Regions from separate parts of the Mus musculus genome. Here region 2 is linked to region 1. Evidence: chromatin loops called from intact Hi-C (ENCODE). Cell type or tissue: left cerebral cortex. All regions are shown on one strand. Links, peaks and the distances in the headings refer to the core of each region. The heading gives the core; the rest is flanking DNA. Region 1 overlaps Frg2f1 (FSHD region gene 2 family member 1). Region 2 holds the start of Ybx1 (Y box protein 1).

Region 1 (9,227 bases), core at 728-8,727:
CTCCATCTCTGTTACTGTATCTATGAGCTGGAGATTTTAATCACAGAGACCTAGCCAAAGAGTTTGTGCACAGGCGTCATCGAGCCAAAGCCCCCACAGACAGCTGTTCACTATATATGTGGTGGAGAGTTCCCATAGGAAAGAGTGGTTTGCTGTCTTGGGAGATACAGATAGGTTGGGAAGGAAGGGTGGAGCAGGCCAGCTCTCAGAGAAAAGGTGGTAAGCCTAGGGACAGATTATTGAGACAGATTGTGATTCAGAGAGATGAAGGTGTTGCTGTTTATTGTTTTTAGTCTTTCTCCAGCTTCATGTGGATTGTAAATTCCCTGAAAAGGACACAGTCCATTGCCTAGCTGTGAGAACCCTACAAACCAAGCATTGAGCACAGATTGACAGGGTGTTTGACAAGTGGGACTCCACAGCCACTTAGACAGAAAGATTCCTTCTGATCCTTTTCTCTGTTTGTTACAAAAGGCTCGGGGAAATGGGAAATAGGTTTAAAATGAGCCAAGATTTGCAAGAGGGAGAAGGGAGAAACGTGATGCAAGGCCTTCTCATTTCCAGCTCTTGAAGAGCCTTCCAAATTTCCTGGTTATCTTTATCTAACACATAATTCCTTGTATTAGATGTAAAATGTAAAAAGTTACACAGTGGCCACTGGGAAGCTCTTAATACTGCTTACAGCTGCTTAATGACAACACTTGAGTATTAGTCACTCTGCATACTTAAAGAGCGGTCAGCAGTCATTTATCAAGTGCCTACTCACTCCAGGCATTGCGTTAAATATCAAGGAGTTAAGCCTGAATAGATAAACAGTTCGTTCAATGCAAGTCAGCAGAGACTAGTATGTGTGCCATGGAAACAGGGATGAGGCAAACTGTTCAATTGGGTGCAGGAAGCTGTAGGCCTGGAGAGACAAAGGAAACTTCCCCCTCGAAAGGTAAGGGTGGGGTTCAGGCAATAAATGAGCAGAAGTGTGCTATCTAGAGACAGTGGCAAGCTTGGGAATAAAGAAAAACTCAAGTGGGGTGAGAACACCTTGTACAAAAGTGGGAAAGGTTGGGTAGATAGAAGAAGAGGCAAGCTACAGAAATAGGAGTCTTATAAAAGGTCATTAAATACTCATGGCTAATGGCAATAACTATCGCCTGGAGCTAGACCACATTGCTCTATGTAAACTCTCCTTAAACTGAATTCTTCCCTCTGATAGCTTGGCTTTAGTTTCTGACTATTGGTAAAACAAAAGTTAGTTTTCACATCCTATAGGAGCCAAGCAGTTTCTGTAGAAAGGGCCATCTTGGACTCAAGTCCACCACCACCAGTAATAGCCAAAATAATTTATTTGCTAATCTGATAGCAAATGTGCACAGACACACACACACATATACACACACGCACACACAAATCCTTCTCTGTTCCTTGTAACTTGCTTCAAACCTTGGCTCACCTCCACTCTCAGAATCAACTGAGCTAATTAAAAACATAATGAGAGACACAAAGGCACCAAGACAGCTGAGCAAACATAAGCCAATGAGCCGCCTGAATGAAGTATTTACATTAGAGGTAAGCAATCGCGTAGATGAAATGTTGGCCCTCGGAAGAGTCAGTCAGTGGCTGTTCAAGGGGGATCTCCTCTCCATCAATGACTCAGATTTTAGGGAGTGTTAAAATGAATGGAACCTGCATAGCAGAGAAATGGCAACCAGGTAGTATAACTTGATCCTCTGGGTGCAAATTTGGAAGTTAAATTATTAGCTCTGAGGTATAACATCGTTGGCTGATTTTGTGTTGAATGAACTAAGTGGGACCCTTTGGGAAGCTCCTGTGCTGGAGGAGAGTGATAAAGGCGTACTGATAACCTATTGAATATTCTTCATGGACCGCATAATCGACCCTTTGTGAGACTTTATTTAATCTTTACCACAAAACTAGGAGGTGTCCCTCTCAATTTTGAAGAAGAGCCAGCAGAGTCAGGATTTGAACCCAGAACCACTTGATGCTTAGCATTTGTTCTGCCCATTTTCTTTTTTTTTTGGGGGGGGGGTTGTTTTGTTTTGTTTTTTGTTTTTTGAGACAGGGTTTCTCTGTGTAGCCCTGGCTGTCCTGGAACTCACTCTGTAGACCAGGCTGGCCTTGAACTTAAAGGCGTGCGCCACTATGGTCGGCTGTTCTGCCCATTTTCAAAAGACTCTCCAACCCCACAGGCATTGTTTCTACTGATATGAAAATTGCAACCTCCTGGGGCTAGCCACTGCAAGAAGACGTCTTAGCGGGTGAGTACCACAGAGACAGTATAATTGACTATATTACCATTCCCAAATGCTTAGGGTACCTCTCAAGGTTGGGTTAGATCTTCCCACTGAGAGCAGAATTGACCTTGTGACCTGTATCACCTAATAGATTAGGAATATCTGTATGAGACAAGCCTCCAGTCAGTGTGCCAAATTATGCTGTCCATTCCTAGCTGTCCTGATGACCATTGCTGCTCAGGGTAAAGGCTGTTCCATCTGCAGCAGACCCAGAATGGAAAACATGTGCAGCAAAGCCACAGCAGACCTGGGAAAGACCCAACAAATGAGGACAACCACCCATTGGACCACTGAGAGAGAGCTGAGAGTCACGGCAGCAACGTAACAGAGCTTATACAGACTGTTTCTGAACCCTTTTCTGGAACGTCTTAAAGTGCTGGCATCCTTTCCAGGTAAAGAGATTGTCCGGGGAATATTACAGAAAAAAGAAATAGGACATAGCAAAATTAAATTTGATTTTGATCTACGGGCGATAGCGGGCCTTTTTTTTTTTTTTTTTTTAAAGATTTATTTATTGATTATTTGTAAGTACACTATAGCTGTCTTCAGACACTCCAGAAGAGGGAGTCAGATCTCGTTATGGATGGTTGTGAGCCACCATGTGGTTGCTGGGATTTGAACTCTGGACCTTCGGAAGAGCAGTCGGGTGCTCTTACCCACTGAGCCATCTCACCAGCCCAGATAGCGGGCCTCTTTAAGCCTTGTTGTGCTCCAGGACCTAGGGAAGTAACGCTGAACTTTAGAATTCAGTCCCTGTTTTTGAGACAGACGATGCCCCCTGTCTCTAAACATGGTACCATCATTGTACCTGGCACCCGATAGGCAGTCTCCATATTTTTGTCAAACTAATGTTGTATAATGATCTAGACCTGTAACTTGGATCTCCTAACTCACTGCAAATGCTCTTGATGTGCTACTGTTTGTTGCCAACTTGGGCTAGGGGATTGTTGCTCTTTGTTTGTTTTTTTCTAGACAGGGTTTCTCTGTATAGCCCTGGCTGTCCTGGAACTCACTCTATAGACCAGGCTGGCCTCGAACTCAGAAATCCACCTGCCTCTGCCTCCCAAGTGCTGGGATTAAAGGCGTGCGCCACCATGCCCGGCTGTTGTTCATTTTTTTATGTTGTATTTTTTATTTATTTAAAAGCCACACAAATGGAGAGTGGGACAGGGGCTCTGGAGGCCTGGAGTGGGGAAGAGTTCATTAAAGGCACACACATACATCCTCCCAGGGCATTAAGAGCTGTAGAAAACGGGGGGGGGAGGGGGGGTGTTCCAGAGAGCTTGGTAATTGGCTTAGTAGAGTTGATAATGGGACTGGACAAAGAAGACATGGAGGTTAACCCTAAACTCAGATACATCAGGACAGAGAGTCACAAGGCTTAACATTTCCTAGGTATCTTCAAAGAGGAAGGAGCAGTGACTTAAAGACTTCTGTGGTAGGCTAACCCATACCCTAGAATGTGTGAGGCCTTTAGTTCAATCCCTAGTATTGAGATAGGGTTGAGGGAAAAAAATACTTCCACAGGATATTCTTCATGCAACCATTGAGAGTATGGCTGAATAAGCCTGGCCTAATCTGTGGATGAGTCCCCCAAAGCAAGAAGAGATTCAACCTGTTTATTACTGTTTCCTTAAAGAGTCAAGGTACTACAAAGATAAAAGCAGTAGCTAGGGGGCAGTATGGCATAACCATGACCAAAAACATGGGCTCCCCATCTACAGGTAAAATCAACCTGGAGATCAGTAACATTAGTTGGGCGATTTCTTAATTTCTCTTAGCTCAATTTTCTCATCTGCAAATTGAAATAATAATAGTAGCCGCTGGATAGGTGCATGGTGAATTAACAGAAACCACACTGTGAGTACTAACTGTTCCTAGTTCCTTGTTTCACCCCTAGAGGAAGGAATTTAATCTGACTGAGGCTGAGGGTCTTAACACAGTTTGCTTATACAGGAACATTTGAGTTTAGCCTTGAAAAATGAATGGGAGCTTGAAGCAAGACACATGGGAGAGTGGTTCCAGGAATTAAAGGCCCAGAGTTGGAAGGCCTGCTTCTATTTTGAATCTCTAAACTGGGAACACACACCTTTAATCCAGATCTTTGGGAAGACCCACCTATAATCCAGGCCATGCCTTCTGCTAGAGGCCTTATAAAGAACATGAAAGATGGAAGCCTCTGTCTTTGCCGGCTTGTTCTCCCCTTGCTAGCCAGTATCTTCCCCCACTGGCCTTGCATCAGACTTGATTGGGATTCCAGCATATAGTGAAGACCACCTTAGACATCCAGCCTTGTGAAATAAACAACTACTGGACTCTTGGATATTTTGTTCACAAGCAACCACTGTTGGATTAGCCAGACAACAAGCTGGAAGAAGAGAAAGCCTTTCAGTTCAACCTGAGCATGGATTCAGAAACACCCCATCCAGGCCCTTCCTGTCAACTGCTGGACCTCCCCACTGGACCACAGACCACCTCTGTCAGGACATTAGGATCAGAACCAAGTAAAAATGAGCAGAGGTCCAGCCAATCAGACAGCAATTCCAGAAAGCACACTGAAGAATCAGCTCAGATGGTGGAAACACCCAGGAAAAGAAGACGCTCTTCCAAGGACTCCAGCCTGGTCAGAATAGGAAATGAGGGCAGCTTGCATGGGAAAAAGAGACACAAGACTTCAGTAAAGAAGACTGAGCCAAAAGCCAATGGTCACCAGGATGGATTAGCCCATTGCCCAGAACCTCAGGATACAGACCCACCACCCATTCGGAAGAGCCTGGTGAGCTTTCTGCGGGGGAAGTCTGAGGAGATTTATAGAGACACAGTCCAGATGCAGGCCCAGAAGCTTGGCTCCCTGCTCACCCCTGAGCAGCTCTCTCAGCTCAGACAGCTCTCAGAGTCTCTGACTGCCATGGTATACAGCCTTCTACAGCATGGCCAACCAGGAGGCTTTGCCTTCCCTGCTGAGGGCTGGCTTGTCCCAGCCCCCATGGCTGCCCCTCAGGAGCTGTCTGGCAAGGAATCTCAGAGTCCTTTGATGGAGGGAGGAGAGAAGATAACAGATCCTGCCATCCCATCAGACAAGTCCTGAGCCAAGGCCATGAGACCATCCTAAGCAGAGTCACATCTCGAGACACCAAAGAACCGTTCCATCTCCCTGTCTACACTGCCTGTGGCACTCACCCTCTCTGTGTGAACATGTAACAGGCACATCGATGAGAAGAAGAGTTTGAAATGCTTATCTGGATTATGAACTGTGTTTCTCTGGGACCTAAGATTCAAGTGCTAAATGCACAGTCGATCCGTGCTTCCTTTGGATATTTTGCTAAGTGTGTGTTAGATTTGTATACTTATATTGTAGCGTGGCAAATAAATACTGATTTACCAGAAAAAAAAAAAAGAATAAAGGCCCAGCTCTGTATTTCAAGTGAAACCTAACTGAGGTCCTCTTCCCTGTCTCGCACTCCCCAGGGTTTGGTGAGGTGGTGATTGAGACTCGTAGACTAACTACATCACAGCCAAACCTCCTCTGCCCAGTCCTATTTATTACATTCCTCACTAAGGCTGGTCACAAAAGCCCTCCCTCCCCTCAAAACCGTACCTCTCGCCTTTTGGAGTTGGTTTCCCGAGGCATCTAACAAGATAGTAGTGTTTATGTTCATGATGTAGGAACCTCTCTATGAAGAACCAGCTAGAGGAAACATTAACTTCCATGCTAAAACATCACAGATTGTCTACCACTGTTCTTTATCTTCTTACATCTGAGTCTCCACATGCATTCAGTCTTGGATGATAAACGGAAGGTTTGCTGTGGTTTGGGAATGAAACACCCTCCCAGGCTCCTGTGATTACTACTTAGTCCCCATGTGTGGCCTCTTTGGGGGAAATGTTATGATGTGGGGCCTCGTTGGAGGAAGTAGGTGACTACAGGCTGTGCTTTAAAGGTTATACACCTTGTCTCTACCCCCCCTTCCCATCTGCCACGAGGGGAGCAGCCTCCCCATCCAGACCTCCTGTCACCATGCGGTTCTGCCCAAGTATGGAAACTATAAGCCAAAATCAATCTTTCCTCCTTTAGGTCGGTTGTAGTAGTTACGTTGTCACAACAAGAAGAAAGCCAATGAGCACAACGTTCTAAATGTATATAGTTCCTTAGTTTCTCAAATTATACATCTCAGAAAGCTTCAATATGCAAATGACAAGAAATGACAAGAACTCCTTAGATTCATCACCCAACTGTGACAGCTACCGGATGACAGGCAGGCAGTCTCCAGCCTGCCCTCACCCTCACCTTGCCCCTTCTATGTAACTCTGAAGCAAACTCCAGACATCAAAGAAATTAATGCACTCCTGTCTTCAAATACACCTACAAAAGATTTGAATTCTCTTTACAGCAAAATGGTATCATGCTTACAATCCTAAAATGAATTTCTGAAGTTACCGGTATTGAGATATGTGTTTTTAATATATTTTATTTCATCTGTGTATACTAACTTACATGGCACTGGTTACATAAGGACACTTACACACACTGTATCCTTCCATGGGCCTACTCTCCCTCCTCACTGGTCCCTCTTCTTAACTCTCTGCTGTCCTGTTAATTACCTTCTCCCCTGATGGTTTCACTTCATATAATATATGTACACATGACTTTATATGCCCACATAAAATCTAGGAACTGCAATAAGAGAAAATACAATATCCACCTTTCTGAGACCGCCTTATATTGCCGCTAGACACATCCATTCTCCTGTAAATGATATGACTTCACTCTTTATGGCTAAAGAATTTATGGCTAAAAATATATCCTTTCTGGCCAGTGCCTGGCAAATACAGAAGTGGATGCTCACAGTCATCTATAAGATGAAACACAGGGCTCCTAGTGGAGAAGCTAGAGAAAGCATCCAAGAAGCTGAAGGGGTCTGCAACCCTATAGGTGCAACAACAATATGAACTAACCAGTACCCCCAGAGCTCGTATCTCTAGCTGCATATGTAGCAGAAGATGGCCTAGTCGGCCATCATTGGGAAGAGAAGCCCCTTGGTATTGCAAACTATATATACCCCAATACAGGGGAACACCAGGGCCAAGAAGCGGGAGTGTGTGGGTAGGGGAGCAGGGCGGAGGGGGGGTATAGGGAACTTTCGGGATAGCATTTGAAATGTATATAAAGAAAATATCTAATAAAAAATAAAAAATATATCCCTTCTGTATGCCTACAGCACATTTTCTTTACCCATCCCTCTGTTGATGGGTGCCTAGGTTGTTTCCACAACTAGCTTTTGTAAGTGTTGTTGTAATAAACATGGATGTGCAAGTGTGGTGACCTGGAGTTCCCTGGGTAAATACTCAGAAGTGATACAGCCGGATTGCAGGACAGATCTGCTTTTAGTTTTTGGAGGACCCTCCAGGCTGAATTCCAGTGCCCTGGCTGGAATCGTATCCCCAATAGCAGGTCATAAACGTTGTTTGGTCACATCTTTGGCTACATTTGTTGTTATCTTCTTAGTAACAGCCATTCTCACTGGACATAGATGGAATCTCAGTGTCATTTTGTGTTTCTCGGGTTACCAGGGAGTTTGAACATTTTTTTCTTTTTTTAAAAATATGGAACACATCATGAATTTGCATGTCATCCTTGCACGGGGGCCATGCTAATCTTCTCTGTATCGTTCCAATTTTAGTGTATGTGCTGCTGAAGCTAGCACAAGTTTGAATAATTTTCTTTTTATTATTATTATTATTTGTTTTTGTTTTTATTTTCGAAACAGGGTTTCTCTGCATAGCCCAAAAATCAGAAATCTACCTGCCTCTGCCTCCCAAGTGCTAGGATTAAAGACGTGCACCACTACCGCCCGGCTTGAATAATTTTCATTCATACAAGTAATTGATCATTTGTACTTCATCTTTTGAGAATGTCTGTCCATTTCATTAGCACATTCATCCATTCATTCACTCTCATTCATTCATTCATTCATTCATTCATTCATTGTAAGACAAGGTCTGGAATATCTCGGGCTATCTTTGTATAAGATATATATACCTGAAGATGACCTTGAACATCTGATCCTCCTGCCTCTACCTCCCAAATGCTCAGCTTACAGGTGTGTAGTGGCATTCCACTACACCCAACTAACTGGTTCATTAACCCTATCGTTTGATTTCTTGTTATTTAGGATCTCTAGTCCTTTGTGTAGTCTAGATAGCATTCCTCTGTCCCGTGTGCAGCTAGTGAAGATTTCCTCCATCTGTGAGCTGACCCCCACCCCCACCTCCATTAGCTGTTTCCTTCGCTGCGCACAAGCCTTCATTTCACAAAATCTCACTTGTCTGTTGTCCATATTATTTCTGAGTGACGCCTGTGCAGGAAGTCCTTATTGATACCCGTAACTTGAGGTGTACGTCTTGCTTTTCTCTCTAATAGTAACAGAGATTCACGTCATTTTACAGTTTTTGATCCTTTTGGAGTGGAGTTATACGCAGGGTGAGTGATAAGGGTCTAGCTTCATTCTTCTCCGTGCTGACATCCTGCACCATTTGTTGAAGATGCTGTCTTTTCCATAGTGCATATTTTGGGCATGTTTGTTGAAAATCAAGCAGCTGTTGCAGATCTCGGCCTGAGGCACACAAACCCCTGTCTTACAATTTTAAAAAAATGAACAGATAAGTAAATAAATGCACTAGTGAAATGGACACTCACAGTACAGGAAGTACAAATGATCAATAAACATGATGGGTTTTCCGTTGTATCCTGTTGAGCTGGGTCCCGTGAAGCTACATATCTGGTTTTGGTACTTAGGTTCTACTGCAGCACTTAAAATCAGATATGGTGATATTCCCAGCATTCCTCCTTTTTCTTAGGATCCAGGCTCCTTTTTGTTTCCATGTGGATTTTAAGACTTTTTTTTTCTCTTTCTGTTA
Region 2 (9,227 bases), core at 893-8,892, 240 kb after region 1:
CACTCCTCCAATAACAGCTTCCTGGACAAGTATGATGGTGTCAGTTGAGCTCCCTAGAACCCATCTAAGAGCCAGATGTGTTTATAATCCCAGTGCATGAGCAGCAAGATGGGAAGCTGAAACAGAATTCAGGGAAGCGTGCCAGCCAGCTAACCTGAAATATGCAGCATGAGAGAAGCTGTCTCAGCATCAGGAAAGTGAGGACCGACATCTGGGACCCACACACAGAAACACAGGCACACCATATACACATGCACACCATATACACAAAAATACTAAAATTTTGAAGGCACCAGGCACTTGGGAAGCAGAGGCAAGTGTGTCTCTGAGTTTGAAGACAGCTGGTCTGCATAGTTCCAGGCCACCCAGAGCTACACAGTGAGACTCTTGTCTCAAAAAACCTACACCTTGGACTGTGATGAAAATGCTCATGTATTGATCGGGGTTAGGGAGGATGCCAGGGTGCGTCAGGGTGTGTTTCCAAAGCTGAGCCTGAGGAGAGGGGGACAAAGGAGAAGCTTTTTTGCAAAGGACATTCCTGGGATTTATTACCTTGCATTCCTTAAAAGCAAAAACCAGAATTGTGAGGAGATTCGCCTGGTGTTGGGGGAGGGCCTGTCCATCCTGGGGTGATTTTTTTGTTGTTTCTTTTTTTCTGAGATGATTTCTCTGTGTAGCCCTGGTTGTCCTGGCACTCTGTAGACCAGGTTGTCCTGGAACTAAGTGATCCACCTGCCTCTGCCTTCTGTATGCTGGGATTAAAGGTGCTTGCATCAGTGCATCCTAATGCTTCACCTTCAAAGCAAGAGGGCAGACAGATGAGGACATAGAACACTCCTAAGCAGCAAAGACAGATTGGACAGAATTGCTACTATCTCTCCACAGCAGTTAACGTTTATTCCTTTCAGCTGGGCATGGTGGCGCAGGCCTTTCATCCCAGCACTTGGGAGGCAGAGGCAGGCGGATTTCTGAGTTTAAGGCCAGCCTGGTCTACAGACTGAGTTCCAGGACAGCCAGGGCTGCACAGAGAAACCCTGTCTCGGAAAAAAAATTTTTTTTCTTTCCACATTTCTTGTATATGGTGTGCACACGCACATTCATGTGTGTGTGTGCGTGTGTGTGGACGCCCAAGGCTGATGTCCAGAATTGTTTCCCTTTGCTATTCCACCTTATTCATGGAGGCAGTCTCTCAATCAAACCCAAGGCTGGATGATAGTAGTATTGCAGGCGAGCTTGTTCTGGGGATCCAGGCTGAAATCCCAAGAGAGGGCTGCCATGCCCACTCAGCATTTATTCTGGGTATCTAAACTCCAGTCTTAACATCAGGACTGCAAGTGATCTAACCACAGAGCCACAGAGCCATCTCCACAGAGCCATCTCTCCAGCCCTGGTCTTGGTGGTGGTGGTGGTGGTGGGGGGGGGAATGAGACAGGGTTTCTCCTGGCTGTCCCTGAACTCACTTTGCAGACTAGCCTGGCCTCGAACTCAGAAATCCGCCTGCCTCTGCCTGCCAAGTGCTGGAATTAAAGGCGAGCGCCACCACAGCCCGTCGGATTTAGCGTTCTTTTTGTATTTCTAGTTCATGCTTTTATTTACTGGGAGCTAGGAGTATGCCACAGTGCTCGTGGGGAGGTCAAGCTACAGCTTACAGGAAGAGGCTATCTTTCTCTTTCCATTATGTGGAGCTGAAGGCAAGAACTCAGGTTTGGCCAAGTGCCTTTACACACAGAGCCATCTCAGGTCCTCTTGTTTCCCCCACTCCCATCCCTTCTCTCTCTGCAGCCCCTTCTCCAAGCAGCAGCCTTTTCTTTCTTTAACGATGCTACTCCTTACTTACACCGCGAAAGCTACACTGCTCACCGGTGATCAGGGGAAGAATCTCAGGTTAAAAACACCTCTGCCCACCTCTGATTCCTACTTCGATTGGTTTCCTTTATTTGCAGTCTCCGTGAGACCCTATCTTTTCTAGGCCTTTGCACAAACCTACCTTTGCCTGAAATGTCACCACCCAACTCTTCCTGCTCCCACTCCCCAAACGCTGTGCTCACCCAACCAAGAAGTGGTGGGCGTTTAAAATTCCACCATCAGAAAGCAGAAACTAACTGGCAAACTACTTCAATCCCCAGTCAATAGTAGATGCGTAATAAAGAATGAATGAAGGTAGGCGGAGGGCTTCAGAAAGAAGGCAGCGTGTGTTTTACAGTGTATAAAAACAAGGATAGCAATCCTTGTCTACAGTGCTTAGTTTATAAAGTCAAAAACCCTAACATCCAATAAATGTGAGGCGAAATTAAATCTGATTTGTGGCCAGTATGAAATACATTTCCTCGGACGCCGGGGGAAACGATCACCCCCGCCCTGAACACGCTGAGTCGTGGCAGCTCCAGCGCCTGCGTGGTCCCTCCAAGGTGACTGGATCACCAAAAGCCTGACCCATTAAGGAGGCCCCGGCGTTCACCCAGCCGTGGGAAGGAGCCCCTTCTAGGAGGCCGGAGTAGGCCCGGCGATCGCGGCCCACGTGCGCGACGAGCGCAGCCCCATCTGGGAACGTTCCCTCTGCGCGTCCTCCCGGTACTCTATGGTGCTCACGGCCGAGGCTCTCATTCTAGTTCCGGTCTCTATGGCGGCGGAGGCCTGAGAAGCTGTGGGTCGGGCGAATTAGTCGCTAAAGATACCAATGAGAGCGCAGGAGCCGCGGAGCGTGAGCCAATAGGCGCTAGAGACCCGGTCAGGTGGTGAGATGGACAACGATGCGGACCAATGGGGGAGGACGAGGGCGGGTCTATCGCGGGGCTTATCCCGCCCGTCCCGCCATTCTCGCTAGTTCGATCGGTAGCGGGAGCGGAGAGCGGACCCCAGAGAGCCCTGAGAGCCCCACCGCCGCCGCCGGCCTAGTCACCATCACACCCGGGAGGAGCCGCAGCCGTCGCCGCCGGCCCCAGTCACCATCACCGCAACCATGAGCAGCGAGGCCGAGACCCAGCAGCCGCCCGCCGCCCCCGCCGCCGCCCTCAGCGCCGCCGACACCAAGCCCGGCTCCACGGGCAGCGGCGCGGGTAGTGGCGGCCCGGGTGGCCTCACATCGGCGGCGCCCGCCGGCGGGGACAAGAAGGTCATCGGTGAGCGCCAGAAGGGACCGGGGATGGGGCCGCGGGCCGGACCGTTAGGCGACGCGGCCCGAGCCACGGACTACGCGGCCGCCCCTCCCCCCCGAGGCCCGCGGCGCGCGCACACCGGGATCCCGCCGCTGCTCCGGCCGCCGCCGCCCCTCCCCCGCGCCCACCCGCCCCGGGGCCTCGTGCTGGGGTCCCCGCCCCGCCGCCTACGCAGCCGGAGGAGCGCGGGCTGCTTCCCCGGCCCTCACGTGCTCGCCTCCCGGGCGCACACCCACCTCGGACCCGCGCTACCCGGCGCACCCACGTGTGCGGCGAGGGCGGCGGCCCGGGCCTGCGGCTAGATCCTGGACCGACTTCCAGGGCCAGCCGGTGATTGGACGTTGTTGTGCTTTGTTTTCCAGCAACGAAGGTTTTGGGAACAGTCAAATGGTTCAATGTAAGGAACGGATACGGTTTCATCAACAGGTGAGATGCCGGGGTGGAAAGCTCGCGTCCGCCTCCTGCATGGGCCAGAGCCACCGCGGGCATGACAGGGTGGGGGATTGGGACCCTGTGTTTCTTCCTTGGGTGACGGGATTAGCGGGTCTGTAGACTCGCTTTGTGTTGCTGTTAAGTACCGATCTTGAGCTAGCCTCAAAAAGCTTTGGCACAAAGCAGGTCAAGGCAGGCGCGTCGCATGAGCCATGCCTTAACAGTTACCTTGCATCAAACTGAGGCAACTCCAGGCTAAGCACGCTTTTAACCTTGACATCCCTTTCTGCTTTGAAATTGCTATGTAAGAATGTGACCCGCTAATTAACATACAGGTGATCTTTCACCTTGTTAACCTCTCGGGGAACGGGATTTGACATGTCAGTTGCCTGAGATGTTATCTGTACTGTAAGGTTATGTTGCCTTTGTTTAGACTACTCGAATATTCAGTCCATTTAGTACCTCGAGCACATTTTTCCTATAGACCTTCTGTAGCCAAAGAGGGCTCTTCTTATTTGTCCAAACGACGAGTAACGTATCTGAAAGGAAATGGTTCTTCCTCATTTTTTATTTCTCTTACTTCCTTGTCAGGGAATCATGCTGATCAAATCAATTTTTGTTATAGCTTGCTGGAGTGGCCATAAGTCCTTGGGAACTTAGCCTTCGTTGTATTTGGCTTAGAGTTGTAAACTATACCTTCATAGATCCAGAGAAGGGTTTGTAGACGGCGGTGGTAAGTGCAGGCGCTGCCTGCACTCTGGGCTCCCTTGTGAGCCCGGCATCTTTTTCAAGATGGCTGCCAAGGCTAGTGCAGTTGCATGGGTGTAGAGCCCCGCGAGTGCCAGCAGCAATCCTGGCCGTACAGCTGTGATACTTGGCGCCATTTCAGCATTTTCTCTTACATGCTCGCTTAGAAGGCGTTAAATAAGTAGATGGTGAAGAGAGCGCTACAGAGTGGCACAGTGCTCGTGAATGGGCAGCTATAGGCTTTTAAAATAACGGAGTGATGAAAAACATTCACTGATGAACCCCACACAGTCGTGGAAACACTCAAGCAAAAGCGATTACAATCACTTAATGGACTGTTCTCTACAGTTGCAATTAGAGGGAAACATTTTGTTTTTCCAGACTCTAGGATTTCTCCTGTCACGGGCAGTTTGCCTTTCTGACCATGTGTCCTGGGTTCCTTCCCCCCCCCCCCCCCCCCCGGGTTACTAGTGAGCAAAGAAAAAAAAATGTAAGGCTTTGGTGCTTGTGGGGTTGACGTCCTGGTGGCTTTTAAAGTGGTCCTTATTCCTGGTTGGGTTAAAATGTTCATCCTGATGGTCCCAGGTGATGCGGAGAATAGTCTGCTCTCACCTTCCAGAGGACAATTTTAACCCTCAGTCCATTATAACTAGCTAGCCCTCCTTAGCAGCCCTTCCAGTTAGGCAAATTGTGGTTTTTGTATGTGTTTAATACATTTTAATATTTGTCTGGGCTTGTCACATTTTTTTGAAGTAGTGTCTATCTAAGATGTGTATACCTCAGTTTTACATTGTACATTATGTAGGTTACAGCACTTACCATCAACTTTGTTGATCATCCTTCCGGACAAGTTAAATGTAAATTGGCTTTTGATGACTCTTTGTTAGACTGCCTTAACCTCAATTACTATTTAACTGCTTAAACTGTGCTTTGTTTCTAAGCAGGCCATTATGTTAATGCTGTGGTTTTTAAATGAGATACACTGTAAATTCTGGTTCCTGTGAGCTAAAGGTTTGTCCTAGTTAGGAAAAGTATAGGGTATGAAACAGTGGAAATAACTTGACTCCAGAGGTGGTCAACCTGTGTAAAATGGGAGATTCAGTTATTGCAATGCACTGAATTCTGGATTATATATTCTAGGTTCTTTAGCTATTTTATAAACTACGTGGAAGATTTCATTTCTGCCTTTAGAGAGAGGTTTGTTGACTGGTGAATTCTTACAACTTGGTCAGAAATCTTTGTCCTAAGGCTTTTCTTTTGTTTTTTTGGGGGGGGGGGATTGGAGGGGGTTGAGACAGGGTTTCTCTGTGTAGCCCTGGCTGTCCTGGACCTCACTCTCTAGACCAGGCTGGCCTTGAACTCAGAAATCCGCCTGCCTCTGCCTCCCGAGTGCTGGGATTAAAGGCGTGCACCACCACGCCTGGCCCCGGAACTCACTTTTTGTAGACCAGGCTGGCCTCGGAATTTAGAAATCTGCCTGCCTCTGCCTCCCAAGTGCTGGGATTAAAGGCGTGGGCCACCACTGCCCAGCAGGCTTTTATTTTCAAATGCTGGTTTTATTGTAAATTTTTCAAATAAAGGGACTGTGGATTTAACTCCTTTGACTTTAGTATAGAGTGTCTAGTGTTCCTAAAGCTCTGGGTTTGAGCCATAGCACTGCATTAAGAAAGCATGGTGATGCATGCATGTAATCCCGTGAGTCGTGCTCTGCTACTTGAGTGAGTTGAAAGACAGCCTGGGTAAGACACTGCCCTCACTGCCTTCATAACATTAAATGCCTGAGGTGGTGGTACATGCCTTTAATCCCTGCACTCAGGGAGACCCTGTTTCAAAAAACAACAAAAAGAACCATAGAGGCATTATAATCTAGGAATTTAAAAAAATCATTTGTTTTATCACTTTTGTATACTGTGTTGAGAAAAAAAAACATGTAACTTAATCTATTTGCATACCTTCTGCAAATAACGTTCAGTTTATTAGATGTAGAGAATGGTTCTTAATCCTGAAACACTTGATAGGAGAAAAGCATGAATCAAGAACATTTTTCAGCCGGGTGTGGTGGCGCATGCCTTTAATCCCAGCACTTGGGAGGCAGAGGCAGGCGGATTTCTGAGTTCGAGGCCAGCCTGGTCTACAGAGTGAGTTCCAGGACAGCCAGGGCTAGACAGAGAAACACTGTCTGCAAAAACCAAAAAAAAAAAAAAATCAATGGGATGTATGTATCTTATATGGTGGCAAAAGTCAGGGTTGGGATTGTGGCTCAGTGATGGGATTAGGCATTCAGAACACCACAGAGGTTCGGCTTGTCATCTCAGCCTTTACATAGAAATCCTTCCTTTTTTATCTTTTTCTTTGAACCAGTCTGTTACTTAAAAGGTTGCATGCATGTTTGTGTGTGAGGGCATATCTGTGCTATAAACACTTGTGTACAGGTCAGAAGACAGACTTGCGTCTGAATTTTACATGCTTTGTGGGGGCGTGGACTCTGTTGTCAGGCTTGCCCTGGAAGCATTTTCTCCAGGTGAAGCCATCTTCATTGGCCTATGTGCATAGCATAGACCTTTTCACCCATGGTCTAAAATAAAAGCTTTATGTCTTTAAAACTTAATACTATCAGTGTTAGTCTTCCTTTGGGGACCCTCCCTCTTGGGGTTTTACTGTATGTTAAGTAGTTACTGCAAATTAACAATTGTGTGAACAGTATTTATTCAAGGTTTGTTAAGTGATTAAGATTTTAAAACCTTGGAGACTTAAGTACTGTTCCATGGAAACACAAGTTTGAATGATTTGTCCTAAAACAGGAAGTAGTAGGAGCAGGATTTGAACTTACTCTTCTGGAGTATTTGTTCAACAACTGTTGTGTTGTACTCTGAAAATAGATCCTAGCCATTTTCAGTTTGGAGCTTGTCCACATGGTTAGGTAATTTCTTAGGGTGACTGACTATTCTTAGCTATTTAAAGACTTTGTACGTGACCTACACTGGAGTCTTTGTTTCTTGACACTAGTCCTCAGGTGTGACAGGTTGCCTACCTTTTATTGTATTCCAAAAGGCCGGGAGTTGCCATGAATTCTGGTTTAGTGTGCGCAAGTCAGTCAGCTTTGCGAAGTAAAAACTTGTTTACTGTCCCATGCTAAGAGTGAAATGCAGTTGAGGAATTAAAGGAGAAAATATTGGACCTCTTCCGACTTTTTGAGTTTTGAGGTAATAAGGAAATGTGTCTTTTCAGGGAGTTGGTGAGATTATAGATGTGTGCCACCAGACCTAGTGGTGTCACCTTGGTTGGATTTTTTTGGGGGGGGGGACTTAATTACTTTTGCACTGTGGCTATCTTCAGAAGAGGGCATCAGATCCCATTACAGATGGTTGTGAGCCACCATGTGGTTGCTGGGATTTGAACTCAGGACATCTGGAAGAGCAGTCAGTGCTCTTAACCACTGAGCCATCTCCATCCAGCCCATTGGTTGTTTGGGTTTTTGGTTTTTTTTTTTGTTTTTTGTTTTTTTTAAGATTTATTTATTTTTATTATATGTAAGTACACTGTAGCTGTCTTCAAACACTCCAGAAGAGGGGGTCAGATCTCATTACGGATGGTTGTGAGCCACCATGTGGTTGCTGGGATTTGAACTTCAGACCTTTGGAAGAGAAGTCTGGTGCTCTTACCAACTGAGCCATCTCACCAGCCCCCCCCCCCTTTTTTTTTAAAGATTTATTTATTTTTATTATATGTAAATGGGTTTTGGTTTTTGAGACAGGGTTTCTCTGTGTGCTTTACTGCTTAGCTGAAGATCCACTCTGGTGGGATGGGCTAGTGTCTTGATTTTCATGCTCTTTAGTCACCAACAGGACCAAAGGTGGCACATTAAACAATACAAGAAAGCCCACTTGGGCACGGCCATGAAGACCAACCCCTTAGAAGGTGCTTTTAAATGCCAACGCAATTTTGCGTCCAGCTCATCAAGAGCAGCAAGGAAATGACAGCTTTTGCCCAGTGATTGTTGGTTTGGCCCAAAGGATGATGCAGTGGCGGCGTTCCTAGAGTCCAGTTTAAGTGGCTAGTGCATCTCTCTTGCCCCTGTGAGAAAGCAAGATCAGAAGCATAAATAGTTATCGTAGTAATACATTTTTACATTCCAAAAAAATTTAGCTGAGTGTATATTATAATACTGGCAAAGCTTAAAGTACTTTGTTACAGTGTCCTTGGTAAAAGTGAATATTTTGTAGATTGGAAAGGTTTTGACCAAAATTTCTTGGGCTTTTAAAGTCATTCTGTTTCTATCTCAGAAGTCTCTTAACATGTATCTATTAAAATTGGTGTTGCACAAGAAGGCCTGAGGACTCCTTGACTGTGTAAGGAAGGGACTTGCAGAAGTTGACCGAATGCTGGGGCTCTCGGCTTGCACACAAGTGCATTAATTAATCATTTTAAGATGACTGAAGTCAACTTACATAGTCACTAACTTGGAACCAAATCCTTGAGTTGTTGTTCTTTCCCTCTTTTTGCCAGGTAGAATCATTTGCTCTTAAAATGTTGTAGAAAGAGCAGTGAGTTCCTTGTGTTCCTTACAGTGAGGCTCGCTGGCGTTAGATGTCCTTCAGGCTTGTCTGAACCCTACGGTCCTGTCTGAGAAATAAGTCTGCCTAGAAAACAAGTAAGGAATTAAGTGGGATTTGTGATTTTAGGGTAAGCTTCAAGGCTTGGAATTATAGTTCTAATAAGATGTGGGGCAATTTGTTGAGAATAATCTTCAACTTAAGTAGGTACTATTTAAGGCAGTAATGTGTGTAAAAAAGCACTTCCTAGGTTACTTGGTGTTTGTCAATTCCTGGCACCACCATGGATGGTTTGCTTTTAAGAACCTCGCTGGTAATTGTAGGGAGCTAGAGTTTGAAT

The links. Hi-C counts contacts between places; a loop is a spot of excess contacts. Peaks named below come from ENCODE experiments on the same cell type or tissue, not always from the same donor. Only the 100,000 strongest peaks of a DNase experiment are listed, where the experiment ranks them.
Region 2: a loop joins it to region 1, with 2.1 times the contacts of the local background. A loop is called at or near these places in 2 of 42 quality-filtered maps.

The regions. Positions count from the first base shown.
Region 1 is chr4:119,526,787-119,536,013 of GRCm38, reverse strand. Frg2f1 (FSHD region gene 2 family member 1) reads left to right here. Exons shown (of 4, transcript NM_001004178.1): 2 at 2,205-2,273; 3 at 2,465-2,701; 4 at 4,266-5,706. The coding sequence starts at 4,714. The coding sequence ends at 5,397. It also overlaps the pseudogene Rnu6-ps2. Among named protein-coding and RNA genes, the nearest start is that of Frg2f1, 7.4 kb to the left of the region's middle. In left cerebral cortex, for the core only: a CTCF peak has its summit at 3,983; a DNase peak (open chromatin) is centred at 3,989.
Region 2 is chr4:119,288,096-119,297,322 of GRCm38, reverse strand. It overlaps Ybx1 (Y box protein 1), which reads left to right and starts at 2,810. Exons shown (of 8, transcript NM_011732.2): 1 at 2,810-3,119; 2 at 3,518-3,581. The coding sequence starts at 2,960. In left cerebral cortex, for the core only: no CTCF peak of the experiment used is centred there; DNase peaks (open chromatin) are centred at 2,102, 2,698, 3,716 and 4,416; H3K4me3 peaks cover 3,609 bases; H3K27ac peaks cover 2,375 bases.